2 separate regions of the Homo sapiens genome follow, and region 1 is linked to region 2. A link is an interaction called in ENCODE POLR2A ChIA-PET data of the cell type or tissue named here. Cell type or tissue: A673. All regions are shown on one strand. Each heading gives the region's core, and the rest is flanking DNA. Links, peaks and the distances in the headings are about the cores only.

The links. ChIA-PET counts read pairs that join two places held together with the same protein. Peaks named below come from ENCODE experiments on the same cell type or tissue, not always from the same donor. Only the 100,000 strongest peaks of a DNase experiment are listed, where the experiment ranks them.
Region 1: POLR2A ChIA-PET joins it to region 2 with 8 read pairs; 3 of 35 experiments call an interaction of 5 or more read pairs at or near these places.

The regions. Positions count from the first base shown.
Region 1 is chr2:127,706,723-127,715,120 of GRCh38, reverse strand. WDR33 (WD repeat domain 33) reads left to right here. Exons shown (of 22, transcript NM_018383.5): 18 at 1,100-1,538; 19 at 5,265-5,428; 20 at 5,539-5,631; 21 at 6,229-6,444. Among named protein-coding and RNA genes, the nearest start is that of SFT2D3, 9.4 kb to the right of the region's middle. In A673, for the core only: no CTCF peak of the experiment used is centred there; a DNase peak (open chromatin) is centred at 6,740.
Region 2 is chr2:128,004,517-128,012,914 of GRCh38, reverse strand. SAP130 (Sin3A associated protein 130) reads left to right here. Exons shown (of 21, transcript NM_001330301.2): 7 at 2,522-2,646. Among named protein-coding and RNA genes, the nearest start is that of SAP130, 19 kb to the left of the region's middle. In A673, for the core only: no CTCF peak of the experiment used is centred there; no DNase peak of the experiment used is centred there.

The DNA.
Region 1 (8,398 bases), core at 5,518-8,017, 300 kb after region 2:
CCTCTGTCTCAAAAAAAAAAAAAAAAAAAAAAGAAACAAAGAAAGAAAAGAAAGAAGAGGGATGCTGTTGCGGGGGAGGTGAGAATTATGGTTGGCTGGGGTACAGGAGGGGTTTGTCTTTATAGCCAGGGAAAAGCAGTAAAAGGCATGAACTGGGCTATTGGAGGAATTTCACTTTAAAAACACAGTTTTTGTTTTTAGAATCAAGAGTATCCTTTCGCTACCTACTTTTAAAAAGTGTTTGATTTAAATTGTATGTTAACCAAAAATAGGTAAACATTTATAAAAGCTGCAGTAGTTCAGTAGCTGGAAAAACAGTCCCTTCCAAGTTAGGAGGTGAACTAAGTTAACCATCACACATTTAACTGGCATCTTTCCATTTTTATTCAGTACTTTCATTACAGTACATATTTTCACATATTTTAGAAAACTTTAGTGGGATTCCAAACACTGTCTTCAAAGAATGGTGAGAATATTGTAGATGAGGAACAACATCCATAGAGAGGTGCAGAAAACCCCGACACTGAAGCCCAGCAGGGCTGTTTGGTCATCAGGCAGGTATTTGAGAGGCTGGTGATTGCATGTACCTTACAGAGGAATCAAGTGCAACAAGCTGGGGTTAGAGGAGGGATGTCATGGGTGGCAGTGGCACCCTGTTGATGGGTACAGAGGTGAATTCTTGGCACGCTTCCTGGCCTGCAGCATTAATTTCCTCTGTTGTGTCCTCCTTGGATGTGGAGCAGGTGGCCCTAATGAAATGCCTGAAAGAATAGGGGCAGACAAAGGAAGCTCCTTCTGAAGCCCAGGAGGCTCTCTCATTTTTCCAGTGTATACTAAGAGATGGACAGATGCTGCTGATCTCATTTGAGATGAGTAATTTGCCCTAGCTAGTGGGTGATGAAGTTGAAATCTGCACCCCAAAGCTCCTGTTCTATTACCCAATGCTTCAGGGACATTTGTCTCCTAACTAAGCTGAGAACCAAGGAGGGAAAACATTCTCAATAAAGAATGTATTCTGAAATGTAGAGATGCTACAGATCAGACCTATGTTGGCAGGTTTCCTGGAAGACATGGTAAAAGTCAGCTTTGTTTCCTTTAGGTGACTCCCGCGGCCCTCCAAACCATCACATGGGCCCGATGTCAGAGAGGCGGCATGAGCAGAGCGGCGGGCCTGAGCATGGGCCCGAGAGGGGGCCTTTCCGGGGTGGCCAGGACTGCAGGGGTCCCCCTGATAGGCGTGGCCCTCACCCAGACTTCCCCGATGACTTCAGCAGACCAGATGACTTCCACCCTGACAAGCGCTTTGGCCACCGGTTACGTGAATTTGAGGGGCGAGGAGGACCTTTACCGCAAGAAGAGAAGTGGAGGCGAGGGGGCCCTGGGCCTCCGTTTCCCCCTGATCACAGGGAATTCAGCGAGGGGGATGGCCGGGGTGCAGCCCGAGGCCCTCCGGGGGCATGGGAAGGCCGCAGGCCCGGAGATGAACGTTTCCCCCGGGATCCCGAGGACCCACGTTTTCGAGGGCGCAGAGAAGAAAGGTGGGACAGATACTTTGTGGGCCCATTCCATCTTCAGTGGAGCTTTTTATCTGCTGTCTCCACAAAGGTCTCTTTCTTCTTTTTCTTGAGGAAAGAGAATTATATCAATTACCAGCCCTGCACTCTGTAGAGTTTGCATTTGGACGTTTAAAAAAAGTGTGCTTTTTAACCTTAGTCTTGTTTTAATCTTTGCTGTCTAGAAATCTTTTTCGTTTTGTTTATTTTTTTATATTTTGGTCCTTTCTAAAGAGATGGGAGGATCAGTGTACTACAAGACTTGCTGGGATCTGACTTAAAATTTCCAGGTTCTTCTTGATTAGAATAAGGAAATATGAGGCAGCTACCTAGATTGGAAATAAAGGGGTTGTGAAATAGATACAATTTTTGTGTAATTGCCCAATAATCTTAACAAACTTAAACTGAAAAACAGTCTTCCTGTTAAACTTAGATCAGGCTTGAACACTCATCTCAGCATTCTTGGGGAGTTTAAGGAACAGAAGAAATGTGGAGAAAGAAACAGGAATTAGCCCAGGACCAGTGGCTCACGCCTGTAATCCCAGCACTTTGGGTGGCTGAGGCAGGAGGATCGCTTGAGGCCAGGAATTGAAGAACAGCCTGAACGACATAGTGTAACTCCATCTCTACAAAAAAAATTTTTTAATTAGCTGGGTTTGGTGGTGCATGCCTGTAGTCCTAGCTACTCAGGAAGCTGAGGTGGGAGGATCAGCTGAGGCCAGGAGGCTGCAGTGAGTTATGATTATGCCATTGCACTTCAGCCTGGGCTACAGAGCAAGACCCTGTCTCTTAAAAGAAAAACAAAACAAAACAAAAAAACACCAGGAAATAGTAAAATCTCAAGTGAGACTCAGAATAATTAAAGATGATGATAATTGAGTATTTTGTATCAGATGTTGTTACCTCATTTAAATTGAGGAATTTGTTTTAATTTAGGAAATTAACTCATTTTATTTAAAGAATTTGTGAGATAGGTGCGACTGTCAGCATCTTATGCTGATTCAGACAGAATAAGAGCAGTGTCTTGACTTTCCGAGGTCTGGCAGGTGGTAGGTGTCAGAGCTGGGCTTCAGGCCCATGCTGTTCAGCACTTCAGCTTTTACTATAGTCTCTGATTACTCCTTAGCCTTCCGTGTCCTTTCATCCCATTTCTTTTTTTTTTTTTTTCTTCTTGAGACGGAGTCTTGCTCTGTTGCCAGGCTGGAGTGCAGTGGCACGATCTCGGCTCACTGCAGCCTCCACCTTCCAGGTTCAAGTGATTCTCCTGTCTCAGCCTCTTGAGGAGCTGGGATACAGGCTCACACCACCTTGCCTGGCTAATTTTTGTATTTTTAGTAGAGATGAGGTTTCACCATGTTGGCCAGGCTCGTCTTGAACTCCTGACCTCAAGTGATCCACGTTCTTCAGCCCCCCCAGAGTGCAGGGATTATAGGCGTGAGCCACTGCGCCTGGTCCTTTCATTCCATTTCTTACTCTTCTTGTGAATAGATGGTTAAGGCCGGGCACAGTGGCTCACGCTTGTAATCCCAGCACTTTGGGAGGCCGAGGTGGGTGTATCACGAGGTCAGGAGTTCGAGACCAGCCTGGCCAACATGGTGAAACCCTGTCTCTACTAAAGATACAAAAAATTAGCCGGGCATGGTGGTGCGTGCCTGTAATCCCAGCTACTCGGAAGGCTGAGGCAGGAGAATCGTCTGAATCTGGGAGGCAGAGATAGCAGTGAGCCAAGATTGCACCACTGCACTCCAGCCTGGGTGACAGGGCGAGACTCTGTCTCAAAAAAAAAATATATATATATATATATATATATATATATCTGTATATGTGGTTGAGTTAGGGTTGGCCAGCCCACCCTCAGGGGTGGTGAGAAAAGCAAGGCTGATGACAGGCTCAGAAGCATGACATAGTCGGGGCTAAGGAAGCAATTGTTTTGGGGGAGGGGAGATAGGGAGGTTAAAAATAAAGACGTAAGGGCTCCCAGTGTTTTTAAGACCCTCTCTTAATGATATCCAAGCATTACCTTTGACATGGCTTTTTATGACTAGAAGAGCTTTACATCTGCGTAATGTTCACTGACTTATTGAATCTCTGCATCTTGTGCAAAATGTTACATTTTACCTTGTCTTTTTTTTTTTTTTTTTTTGAGAGGGAATCTTGCTTTGTCGCTCAGGCTGGAGTGCAGTGGCATGATCTCGGCTCACTGCAGCCTCCACCTCCTGGGTTCAAGCGATTCTTGTGCTTCAGCCTCCCGAGTAGCTGGGATTACAGGCACGCGCCACCACGCCCAGCTAATTTTTGTATTTTTAGTAAAGATGGGGTTTAGCCATGTTGGCCAGGCTGGTCTCGAACTCCTGGCCTCAAGTGATCTGCCTGCCTCGGCCTCCCAAAGTGCTGGGATTACAGGTGTGAGCCACTGTGCCCGGCCATCCTGTCTTGATTTGTATTGTGTTTCATCTGTCAGTGCAGACCCATAGCCTAGGCTGGTGTGTGAGAGTGTAAAGGTATTGTGATTATATAGGAGAAAGTTCTTGTTCTTAGAAGAAATGGACTGAAGGATTTAGGGGTAAAGCTCGTGTTGGCAACTGATTTTCAAATGGTTTAGAAAACATGTTTGTGAGTAGCTGGACGGAGAAGATAAAGCACGTGTGGCAAAATATTAAGAAGGGATTGATCTGGGTGGAGGATCTGGGATGTTCATTGTACTGTTCTTTCAGCTTTACTGTAAGTTTGAAAATCTTCCAAGTAGAAGATTAGGATAAAGGCAATGGAATGGAAACCTGAGGAAGAGCAGAGGCCTGGCCTGGGAGGAGGCCATGCAGCTCATGCAGAGGGGCCCTGCAGGGTGGCGCCACCGCCTCTCAGTGAGCGCTGCCAGAAGGTCACTTTCTCTTCTTTCGCACAGACCTCCTGGTACCCTCTCTGCCTCAGCAATACTCCCAGTCAGTGTAGTCTCCTGGCTCCAAAATTCCTGAGAGAAGGGGAAGCTGTTCACTAAGCAGGGCTCCAGACTGCCAGCTAGCCAGTGGATCGCTGCCTGTAAACCAGATGCTGACCTGTGTGCCCATCAGCTGTGGACTCGGGCCATGAGTGCCACTCGTGGTCATGGAGGCCTGCCCCTGGGTGGAGGCTGTGGGCTGGGGCAGATGGCAGAGCCCCTACCTACAGACAGGTCCAGTATGGTTGGCAGACACGATCTGTGCCCCCATTTTTCTGATTATATGTCATAAATGTTCATCATACAAATGTAGATGATAATGATAAGTATTTGTGAGGCAGTGATACAGAACCTGGGCCGAGGGTCAAGACTGGCTGAGTTCAGATCACCAGCACTTACTCTGTGTCCTTGAATAAATGATGTCAGCAATCTGGGCCTCAGTGTTCTCATCAGTGGAACTGCTGATAATACCAGCTTCATATGGTGGCTGTGAAAATGAAATGAATGAAATGAAGTAATACTTGTATATACCTAAAAGCCTAAAAGAAGCTTAAAGTAACTCCACACTCTGGTGTGTTTCCTTCTGGTCTGTTTTTGCCTCTGATAGTATTAATAGGATTATATAATGTATCCTTTCAAAAATATATAGTTTTATTTTGTTTTCCTCCCAATTAACATTGTATCATGCTTTCTCATATCATATGCTTCTTTGAAACATGAACTTAGAGTGGCAAGGTGTTCTCTGAGATGGACATTCTGCTGTTTTCTCTTTACAGTTTCAGAAGAGGAGCCCCGCCGAGGCATGAGGGCCGTGCTCCCCCCAGAGGAAGGGATGGTTTTCCTGGTCCTGAAGACTTTGGTCCAGAGGAGAATTTTGATGCTTCTGAGGAAGCGGCCCGAGGACGAGATCTCAGAGGTCGAGGTCGGGGTACCCCACGAGGTGAGCGAGTTACTAAAGACACCTGGTCTGGAAGGATAGGGTGCAGAATACACTGGTTGTGAATACACCAGGAACAGTCTGAGTGCAGCATTGTTTGCTCTGTTGTGTAGGAGGAAGGAAGGGTTTACTTCCCACTCCTGACGAGTTCCCTCGCTTTGAAGGAGGGCGGAAGCCAGATTCCTGGGATGGAAACAGAGAGCCTGGTAAGGAAAAGAACCGCTTGTTGGGTAACTCTAGACTGCAGTTCACAAAGTGAGTTCTGAGGGCCCTCTCTGGGGTGCACCGGGTCTCCTCTTTCCAGCTCATGTCTCCCGGGGGGCTGGGCTGTCTCCTGTCCTGCAGCCGCAGCACTTGATCTCAGCAGGTGGAATGCAGAGCAGAGGAATCCGCCAGACATTACAGGGATCTATCTGAGTATAAAACGGGACTGCTCTTTCCACTAAATTGCTTTTGGAGAATAAAGTTAAGTGAATTAAAATTTCCCCAGTCTCAATTGCTAATATGGTAAATATTCGCAGTTACAACTCTCATTAACAAAATCTCTTAGGAGTCCTCAGTAATTTGAGACTGTAAAGACGTCTTGATACTACAATGCCTGAGAACGAGTTCTCTGGATCTTACCTGCCCCTCTTACATGAGGAGGCACCCTGATGTCTGGGTGGCTTACCCTTTGGCCTCTGGCGGGCATTCAGCATGAGTGAACGGTGGCTCTCGAGTTGCTCCTTACTCTCACAGTGTCATTCCCATCTACTTCTGGTCACACTGTGCTTTCCTGTAAGGAGATTTGTTTCTTGTTTCAGGGCCAGGTCATGAACATTTTCGTGATACTCCCCGCCCTGATCATCCCCCTCACGACGGTCATTCCCCAGCCAGCAGAGAACGCTCCTCTTCTCTCCAAGGCATGGACATGGCATCCCTACCTCCCCGAAAGCGCCCCTGGCATGATGGCCCAGGCACTTCTGAGCACAGAGAGATGGAGGCCCCAGGAGGCCCTTCTGAAGACCGAGGAGGCAAAGGTAAGAGCAGGCCAGTGGTTATGGTTCCAGGAGATGCAGGGGCCGATGGAGGCCTTGCCTGTATCTGCTGCACATGCCCTTGCAGCCTGGGCTGTGCAGAGGCACATGCTCCTAAATGTGGTGCCAGTGCCACACGAGCTGTCATCTGGTGGACTGCAACTCAGCCCTGCACAGGACTCCACTTGCCTCCGGGAATCCCTGTTCACTTGAGGTTTTCACTTCAGCCCTCTGCCAAGATGCCCCAGCACTCTCTGCTCGGCTTGCTGTCTGGGAGCCCTGCTCTCCTTGGCAGTCTGCCCTCCACAAGGCTGCTTGGAACCCTCAAGGGCTCTCAGTGGGAGGGGAAGAGTTGTCCTCTCCTGGGTGGTCTGTTGGTTTTTTTAGCCTGGGTCTAGAGGAACACTGCTTGTGCTCAAAGTCACAGAGACTTTGGGAAACATGGTCTATGGGCAGTGTTTCCAGGGGCACAGTAGATTATCTCCTCAACTGGGAACTGTGGAGCTTTATGTTATAGGCAGCACTAACTTTAGCCAGGAGTAGTTGCCTCTGAAGGCTGACTATACAACTCTGGTTGCAAGGCAGCGGGGGAGGTGCATAGGTGGTGTGGCTCGGAAGCTTCTGGGAAGGCTGCTCCCCGCATGCCCCAGCTTGTGCTCTGCTCCTGAAGTTGGCCTGTCTGTATGGACGGTCCTTCCAGTACAGAGTTCTGCCATTTGGTCTTTTTGGGTTTTTTTCTGTCGCCCAGGCTGGAGTGCAGTGGTGTGATCTTGGCTTACTGCAAGCAACCCCCGCCTCCCAGGTTCAAGTGATTCTTGTGCCTCAGTCTCCCCAGTAGCTGGAACTACAGGTGTGCGCCACCATGCTTTTGTGTTTTTAGAGAGATGGGCTTTTGCCATGTTGGCTAGGCTGGTCTCGAACTCCTGGCCTCAAGTGATCCACCTGCCTTGGCCTCTCATGAGCCACCATGCCTGGCCTGCCATTTGATCTTGATAGTTGTTTGTCTCAACAAAACCCTCAGAAATTACCTTATGTATCATCAATAGATCACCCTGCATAAACACATTGTACTACTAGCCAGTGTGCTGTGACCTTGGCTGACTTTCTTGGGCACTCAGCACACCATTATTAGGTCCCTCTGGTCAAGGACATGCAGTTAGCATGGGAATGATGTAGTAGCTGACACTCTGCCCAGGTGCCTCAGGTGGGTTGAAGCTGCACTTTCTAAGAAAAGAAGCCAAGATTGTTCCTTTGGCTGGCTCTCCTAACTTCATCTCAGCTAGATTCATATTCTATTACAAAATATGAGACAGCGGAGAGTTTGCAGTCATCTTCTGAGAGTGCATTATGGGAGATGTGACCAAATCCTATCATTTCCTGAGGAAAAAAATCTTACAAGATAGAATTTTTTTTCCTTTTCCTTTCTTTTTTTTCTTTTTTTTTTTTTTTTAAATATATTCTCAAGCTGCAACAGAATGAAAGAATTTTAATAGTACCTAAACATTTGTGCATACTAGTCTGAAGCAGGTTAAGCTGTGCCTCGGTGATAGAACCTGAAAGCCAGTGTTTTGTGGGGTTTTTGGGTTTTTGTGCTTTTCTTTTGTTTTTTCAAGAAATACTTTATTTTACTAATTATGAAAAGGAAGCCAAAAGTGCCACATGTCACGGGACAGTCCCAGTGAACGCTTGTCCTAGTTGGAGCACTTTTTATTAACATTAGCAGTGTGTACTTCCAAAGTTAAGTCAGTATATTCAAACCTTCCCTCAATATACCCTGGTGGCTGGGAGCAGGCAGATACACTTCCCATGGCCTGGGACATGGCCCAGTGTGGCCCGGGTCTCCCTGAAGGTGCTCCTTGCTCATCTCTTGGCTTCCTGTCGTCTGTCACACAGCCCTGGGGGCATGGATCTGGCTGATGCTGAGGCCCATGGCCATGAGCCAGGAAGGGGGAGGCAG
Region 2 (8,398 bases), core at 2,620-5,119:
TTTGAAAGATGCACAGTGTCATGTGGCAAGCTGTAAGAATGCAGAGGAGAGATGGTGGGAAGCCTTCCTGTTGGAAAGGCTGTGCTAACGAGGAATCAGAGAAGTGAAGAGGAAGTGAAGGGGGAAATGAACAGTGGCAAGGAAGGGAGTGATGGTTGTAGACAGCAGTTAGTAAAGGCTAGCTAGGATTGAGGGATTTTAATTTGGATTGGGGGGATCTGTGGACTCCTAAAAGTTAGGTGTATATCTATGTATATTCCAAGAACATGGTCCATGCCATTCAGCTTTTTCTTAAGGAAATCTATGACCTCATTATTACTGAAGTATAATATATTTGCAGGAAATATAGTATCTATAAATTGGGTTCTCTAGGATATGGAGTATAAACTAGACTTTATATACAGTAGAGAGCCACTGCGTTTTTTTGTTTATTTGTTTTTGTTTTTTGAGACAGTCTCACTCTGTTGCCCAGGCTGAAGTGCAGTGGTGCGATCCCAGCTCACTGCAACCTCTGCTTCCTGGGTTCAAGCGATTCTCCTGCCTCAGCCTTCCAAGTACTTGGGACTACAGGTGTGCACCACCATGCCCGGCTAATTTTTATACTTTTAGTAGAGACAGGATTTCACCCTGTTGGCCAGGCTGGTCTCGAACTCCTGACCTCAAGTGATCTGCCTGCCTCGGCCTCCTGAAGTGCTAGGATTACAGGCGTGAGCTACTGTGCCCGGCCAAAAATCATTTTTGTCTTTTTAACACAATGGCTCTGTGTATCATTAAAGTAATACTGTTGAAAGATGAGATTAGGCCAGGCGCAGTGGCTCACACCTGTAATTCCCAGCATTTTGGGAGGCCAAGGCGGGCGGATTGTCTGAGATCAGGAGTTTGAAACCGCCTTGGGCAACATGGTGAAACCCTGTCTCTACTAAAATGCCAAAAAATTAGCTGGGCATGGTGGTGCGTGCCTGTAATCCCAGCTACCTGGGAGGCTGAGGTGGGAGAATCACTTGAGTCCGAGAGGCAGAGGTTGCAGTGAGCCAAGATCGTGCCACTGCACTCTAGCTGGGACGAGAGAGTGAGACTCCATCTCACAAAAAATAAGAAAGATAAGATTAATCTAGCTGAATCACATACAGGAGGTCTGTCCCCTTAAGCACTTTCAGGGGACAGACAGATGTATGAAACAACTGGGTTTAAGATAATAAGGAAGTCTTGATTATGATACTGGGTAGTATCTGTCTAGCCTACAGCTTTCAAGATAAATACTTTTCTGGCCAAGAAAACAGAGTCGGAGGAGTATTAGGCCTCTAGTAGTATATGTGATACATATGAAGGGTTGGAGGAAGACGAGAACCAAGACAAGGAGCTCCCGAGTGAGGAAGCTGGTGCTGTAGCCCTAGTGTGAGACACGCACCTGCACATGGTAGAAGCGGCAGGTAAAAGGGCTGTAGATGAAAAGCAAGGATGAGGAATGGGCAGAGCTCGGCCATTTAGATGCATGTTTCAGGGTTAAGAGCAAGGGAAGAATCAGAACTCAGGTGATTCGAAGAATAATGGTGGGTATGTGGATGAAGCCCAGTGTGGAGCTTATTTTTTAGAGGAAGATTTCACACGTAAGTGTGATAAGGGCACTCTGTCCATGTGAAAACATCCAGAAAGGATATGGGCACCCTGAACGATTACCTAGAAAAGAATACTGTTACCTTGAGTTGCCCTTGTACTCACTAACGTAGATGGCCTGAGAGCCAACAGCTCTATTCAGCAGCTGAGTAGGCCCTCTGTGGAGGTGCTGGGTTGGATGGCAGCGTAAAATGTCTACACCAGGACCAACAACAGACCTGTGGCAACTCTAGATTGAAGGGTGAGATCCCATTGGTACCAATAGTAGGGCAGAATTTTGACTCCAATCACATTTGTACAGGAGGGACTCATGTACTGTTCAATCAAAATGGGATTTTTTTTTTTTTTTCAAAACACTTGTCAGTGGTATCTTAAGGGATTTTTTTTTTTTAATAATTCTGACTCTTAGTCTTTTTTTTTTTTCTTTTCTATTTTTTCAAGACAGTTTCTCTCTTGTTGCTCAAGCTGGAGCGCAATGGTGCGGTCTTGGCTCACTGCAACCTCTGCCTCCCAGGTTCAAGCGATTCTCCTGCCTCAACCTCCTGAGTAGCTGGGATTACAGGCGCGTGCCACCACACCCGGCTAATTTTTTTTGTATTTTTAGTCAAGACAGGGTTTTACTGTGTTAGCCAGGCTGGTCTTTTAACTCCTGATCTCAGTTGATCTGCCCACCTCAGCCTCCCAAAGTGCTGGGAATTACAGGCGTGAGCCACCGTGCCCGGCCTGGCTCTTGGTCTTATAACAACCTATCTGAAAAGAGAATTCCTTAATTGGAATGGTGAGAATTTATTTTTACTTGGGCAGAAACATGCTTATCTGTAGGCTCAAGTTTCAAATTACACATTTAGTATTTGACTTCCTCTATTTTATTTTTGTTTTAAATGAACTGTTTTTTCTCTTTTGGTAGTCTCGGCCACCTGTGACCACCTCCAATGCCATCCCTCCTGCTGTGGTAGCAACTGTCTCAGCCACCAGAGCTCAGTCTCCAGTCATCACTACGACAGCGGCGCATGCTACTGATTCAGCACTTAGGTATACATGGGGAGTATGAAGTTTGAACCTTCCTGCCATCCTCCTCCTTCACTCTTTTTTCTTTCGTTCCTTCATTTAAGTAAATATTTATTGAGTGGCTTTTTTTTTTTATAATGAGCTATGTAGTGTTCTAAATCCTGGGGCTAAAGCTGTGAACAAAGAAATTGCTGCCCACACAGAGCTTCTGTTTTTACAGGCTGGAGACGCGATAAATATGTAGCTTTTTAGATGGTGAAAAGTGCTTTGGAAAAAAATAAGGGTAAAAGGGATTGGGAGTGACAGGGTGGGTGGTGCAGGGGACTTACAGTTTCATGTAATGTGGTCGGAGAGGGCTTTGTTGATAAGAATACATTTCAGTAGAAAATGAAAAGATATAATGAAGTGAGTGAGCTATATGGTTATCGGAGAGAAGAGTATTCTAGGCAGTGGGAACAGTGAGCGCAAAGGCTCTGAGACAGGATTGTGTTTGCCACTTATAAGGACCACCAGTGAGGCCAAGGTGGCAAGAGTTAGATTTGGGGAGGTAGCAGGGTCTCCAGATCACATAGGCCCTTAGGAGCCACACTAAGGACATGGACTCGGCTGGGGCATGATGGAAAGCCTTAGTGGAGTTTTTAGCAGACCGATGCAATGATCTGAAGTTTCAGTTGGTTCAGCCTGGTTGCTGGATAGAATAGGCTCTGGAGAGGCCAAGTTAGAAGCAGAGTTGGGTAGAAGGGTATAGCCAGCATGTAGGAGAGATGAAAATGGATGTAGAAAGACATGATTAGATTCTGGGTAGATTATTATTATTTTTTGGAGACAGGGTCTCACTCTGTCACCCAGGCTGGAGTATAGTGGCACGATCATGGCTCACTGCAGCCTCAAACTCTCAGGCTCAAGTGATCCTCTTGCCTCAGCCTCCCAAGTAGCTGGAACTCCAGATGTGCACCACCATGCCTAACTAATTTTTTTATTTTCTTGTAGAGACAGGTTCTCACTTTGTTGCCCAGGTTGGTCGTGAACTCCTGGGCTCAAGTGATCCTCGCATCGCCCTAAGTGCTGGGATTATAGGCATGAGCCAGCCACCACACCTGGCCCTGGGTAGATTTTGAAGGATAGAGTCAAGAAGATTTCTGAGGAATCACTGGGGCAGGCGGTGGGGGTGTGGGAGTGTGAAAGAAGGAGAGGAGTCACGATTATTTGCCAGTGCTAGTTGGCCTGTATACCTAACAGGGTGGAGGACAGTGGGAGGTTTAGGAAAGGAGTTTTATACTTTGATTTTAGGCATTTTAAGATTGTGATGGCAAGATATAATGGCTCATGCATGTAATCTCAGCACTTTGGGAGGCTGAGGCAGGAGGATCACCGGAGTCCAGGAGTTTGAGACCAGCCTGGGCAACATAGGGAGACCCCATCTCTTTAAAAAATAAAAAAGTAGCCAGGCATGGTGGTGTGTACCTATGGTCCCAGCTACATGGGAAGCTGAGGTGGGAGGATGACTTGAGCCCTGGAGATTGAGTCTATAGTGAGCTGTGATCATGTCACTGCATTCCAGCTGGGGCAACAGAGCGAGACCCCATCTCCACCAAAAAAAAAACAAACAGGAAAAGGATTTAGGCTAGGTGCAGTGGCTCGTGCCCGTAACCCCAGTGCTTTTGGAGGCCAAGGTGGGAGAATCACTTGAGGCCAGGAATTCAAGACCAGCCCCAGCAACATACCAAGATCCCATTTCAACAAATTAAAAAAAAAAAAAAAAAAGGTAAGCGTGGTGGCATGTACCTATAGCCCTAGGTACTTGGAGACGGAAGTGGGAGGATCATGTGACCACAGGAGTTTGAGATTACTAGGAGCTATGATTGTGCCACTACTCTCTAGTCTGGGCAACAGAGCGAGATCCTGACTCTGAAAAAAAAGAAGCAAGAAAGATTTGTAGAGCCATACAGGGATAAAGTGTGGTTGATGAGGGATGATCTTAAAGGCTTTTTGTGAGTGACACAATCAGGGATGACATCATGCTGTTTTTCCTCATGATCTCCAAGTCACATTACAGGGAGGTTAGGGAGGGCAGTTGATTCTTGCCATTGGTTATGTTGAGGGAAGGGAGCCTTTGGCAATAGTGCAGACAAGAAGAGATTCACTGAATCAAAGCAAGGATAGTAGGTGTGGAGAGAGGAATTGTTAGAAGCTGGCGGGGCACCACTAGGACCTGTCAGCTAAAAGCAGGGCAGAGTGGTGAGGAAGAAAGAGGAATCGGAGATGCCTCTTTGATTTCCTCCTTACTTGTCCGAGTAAATGAAAATCAAAACAAGGGAAGGAAAGCAGGTTTTAGAAAAGCTTGAGCTTTGGGATACTGAGTTTATCTGTGTAACAACCAAGTGGCTGTTGTCAGTATGTGGTTGAAGAGATGTCTGTGCTAGAGATAATGGGTTTAGGAGTGATCAATGTGTGGGCCACAATGAAAGCCTTCAGGTGTCTATCCAGGGGTACTAGAGAGTGAGAAGAGGGCCTAGAACAGAACTCTGAAGAAAATTATGTTTAAATGAACAGCAATACCTGGAACTTATCTTAAGCCATTAGCTCTGTTATCTACTTGTGTGACATTAAGCAGGTTTTCAACTCCCCTGATCCTTTGTTCTCTCTTCAATAAAAGGGATACTTTACTTTGTGGCAGTTATTAATAAATATGTTGCCTGAGGTACAAAGAGACAGAACTACCCAACATAAAATAGACTACTTGTTGTTGCTCATTTTAACTTTATAAAAGTTAATGTATTCAGATGGTATGAGGAAATTCACAAGGTATAAATGGATATACAGTCATCTCTATCTATGGGGTCTTGGCTCCAGGAGCCCCTGCAGATGCTGAAATCCAAGGACGCTCAAGTTCCTTCATATAAAGTAGCATAGTATTTGCGTATAACCTACGCACCTCCTCCCATGTACTCTAAATCATCTCCAGGTTACTTGGAGTGCCTATTATGATGCCTGCACATCACTTCATTCATGTGGATTCCGTATAGTACTTGGTGCTCAGCTAATGCAAGTTTTGCTTTTTGGAATTTGGGGAAATTGTTTTCCCCTTTGAATATTTTCAATCCATGCTTGGTTGAATCCATAGATGTGGCACCTATGAAACTGAGGGCCAACTGTATGATGAAAACTAGGGGTAGGCTTTTTATTTTTAATCGTTTTGTCAAAGTATCTTTTCCATTGTGTTGATTGTTTTAATAAAACCTGGATATTGAATTTTGTTGAATGCATTTTTAGCATTCACTCATATAACACTAGCAATATACTACAAGTAGTGAATGAAACAGACAAAAACCCTAATCAGATGATTTTTCTCTTTATATCTACAACTACAATAAATTCCTAATGTCTAACTTTTTTGGAATTAAGATAGAACTTCTTCAACAGACCAATTTCCTTAGAAGAAATAGAAAAAAATTTTAAGCACTATCTCTCACAAAAGCACCAGATCCAGCTGGTTTCATAGAATTCTTTTTTGAGACAACGTCTTGCTCCGCCAGCCAGGTTGGAGAACAGTGGCTTGATCACGGCTCACTGCAGCCTTGACCTCCTAGGCCCAAGTGATCCTTCTACCTCAGCCTCCCAAAGCTGGGACTACGGGCACGTGCCACCATGCACCATGCCTGGCTAATTTTAAAATGTTTTGTAGAGACAGGGTCTCCCTATGTTGCCCAGGCTGGTGTCAAACTCCTGGGCTCAAGCGATCCATCTGCCTCAGCCTCCCAAAGTGCTGGGATTACAATTGTGAGCCACCACACCCAGCCTTGGTTTCATAGAATTCTACCAAACCTTCAAAGGGGCCAGATAAATCAGTGATAATGAAATTGGTTCAAGGTATAGAAAAAAAGTAAAATTCCAGAAAAATGTAAGTCATATCTTAATTTTTCTACTAAATACATTCAGTCTGTCAGTTCTTTGACCCTTGTCTTTTCAGTCATTACTTGGTTGAATGAAATTTATTTTCTATCACTTTCTTCAAAAAGGGCAAAATTTAAAGCACCAATATTTTGAAAGTTTACGTGCTGAGAATCATTTCCCATTTATACTTAGGCAATAGTTTGGCTGATTGAGTGTTTTATTGTTTCTATATTCTTTCCATGATTACTTGATGGGTAATTTTTCCCGTCTTCTAGATCTGGATGTTACTGGAGTCTGTTTTTTTTTTTTTTAACCGCTTACAAAGGCCTTAGTCTTTTTGCCTTATTGCCTGATTCTTTTTCGTTGAATATCAGCAAATTTCATAGCATTTATTTTGTAATGACCATTATTTATGGTTTTGTTCTAAACATGGTGTGCCTTTTCAATCTGTAGCATAAAACTATTCATTGGCCAGGCATGGTGGCTCATGCCTCTAATCCCAGCACTCTGGGAGGCTGAGGCAGGCAGATCACTTGAGGTCAGGAGTTTGAGACCAGCCTGGCCAACATGGTGAAACCCTGTCTGTCAGCTGGGCATGGGGCCGGATGCCTGTAATCCCAGCTACTTGGGAAGCTGAGGCGGGAGAATCGCTTGAACCTGGGAGGCGGAGGTTGCAGTGAGCCAAGATCGCGCCACTGCGCTCCAGCCTGGGCAACAGAGCGAGACACTGTCTCAAAAAAAAAAAAAAGAAAGAAAAACTATATGAACAGTTTGTTTGTTTTTTTTTCTTTTGAGACCTAGTCTTGCTCAGGCTGGAGTTCAGTGGCGCGGTCTCAGCTCACTGCAGTCTCCACCCCCCGGGTTCAAGCCATTCTCTTGCCTCAGTCTTCCGAGTAGCTGGGATTACAGACACCCACCACCACCCCTGGCTAATTTTTGTATTTTTAGTAGATGGGGGTTTGCCATGTTGGCCAGGCTGGTCTCGAACTCCTGACCTCAGGTGATTTACCCACCTCAGCCTTCCAGAGTGTTGGGATTACAGGTGATTCCCAAGTGTTGAATCTTTTTGCACTCCTATGTAATTTTTTTAACTGTTCCCTTTAATGTTGCTTTCATACTCTTCTCCGCCCTTGACTGCATTTTCAGCATTGTCTCTCATGTTCCACTTCTAATTTTGCCTTCATTCTTGAAACTGCTGAGCAGTTGCCTTCTGTTTCTCTCTGGAGCTCTGCCCATATATTTTGTCTTCTTCTGTTGTTCTCTCATCATTTCCACTGAGTTCTTATGTCTTTGCTTTGTGTTTCCATTTCATAGAAGCAGTTACTTCATTAAGTTTTTAAATTCATGGTACAGTGTTCATCTGCGTAGTGAAAGCACTTCTGGTGTGTTTTGTTCCACCTTTTGTCTTTTAGCATCTTTAAATAGATCCTGTTTTGGATCCTTTCTGAGTATTCATCTTTGATTGGATTGGCTTTATTCTGGATCCCCATTTGTAATTGGTTCTTATTGTAGCCTGGACTATATACTGGGTTTGGATAAATTTTCCAAATGACTCAGTGTCCTGTGTTTGAATTTTGTTGGCCATTACTTCACTCCTGTCAGTGCAGATAGACCACTTAAAATGGCAAAGCCTCTCTTCCCTAGGTCCCCCGCACACTATTCCCCACAGACGGGGCTTATCTGTGTCTGTGTCTGATTCCTGGTTTAACCCTAGATCCTTTGCTTTTTAACCCTTGGAACTGGTCCAAATGCTCCTTCACTGCCAGCTTCATTTCCACTGTTACACAAAAGATTTTGGTTTTCTCTGTCAGTTTATGCTCCTCATTTTGGAGTATTATACTTCCTTACTGGATTTTATCCCCAGAATTATAGCCCCAGAAAT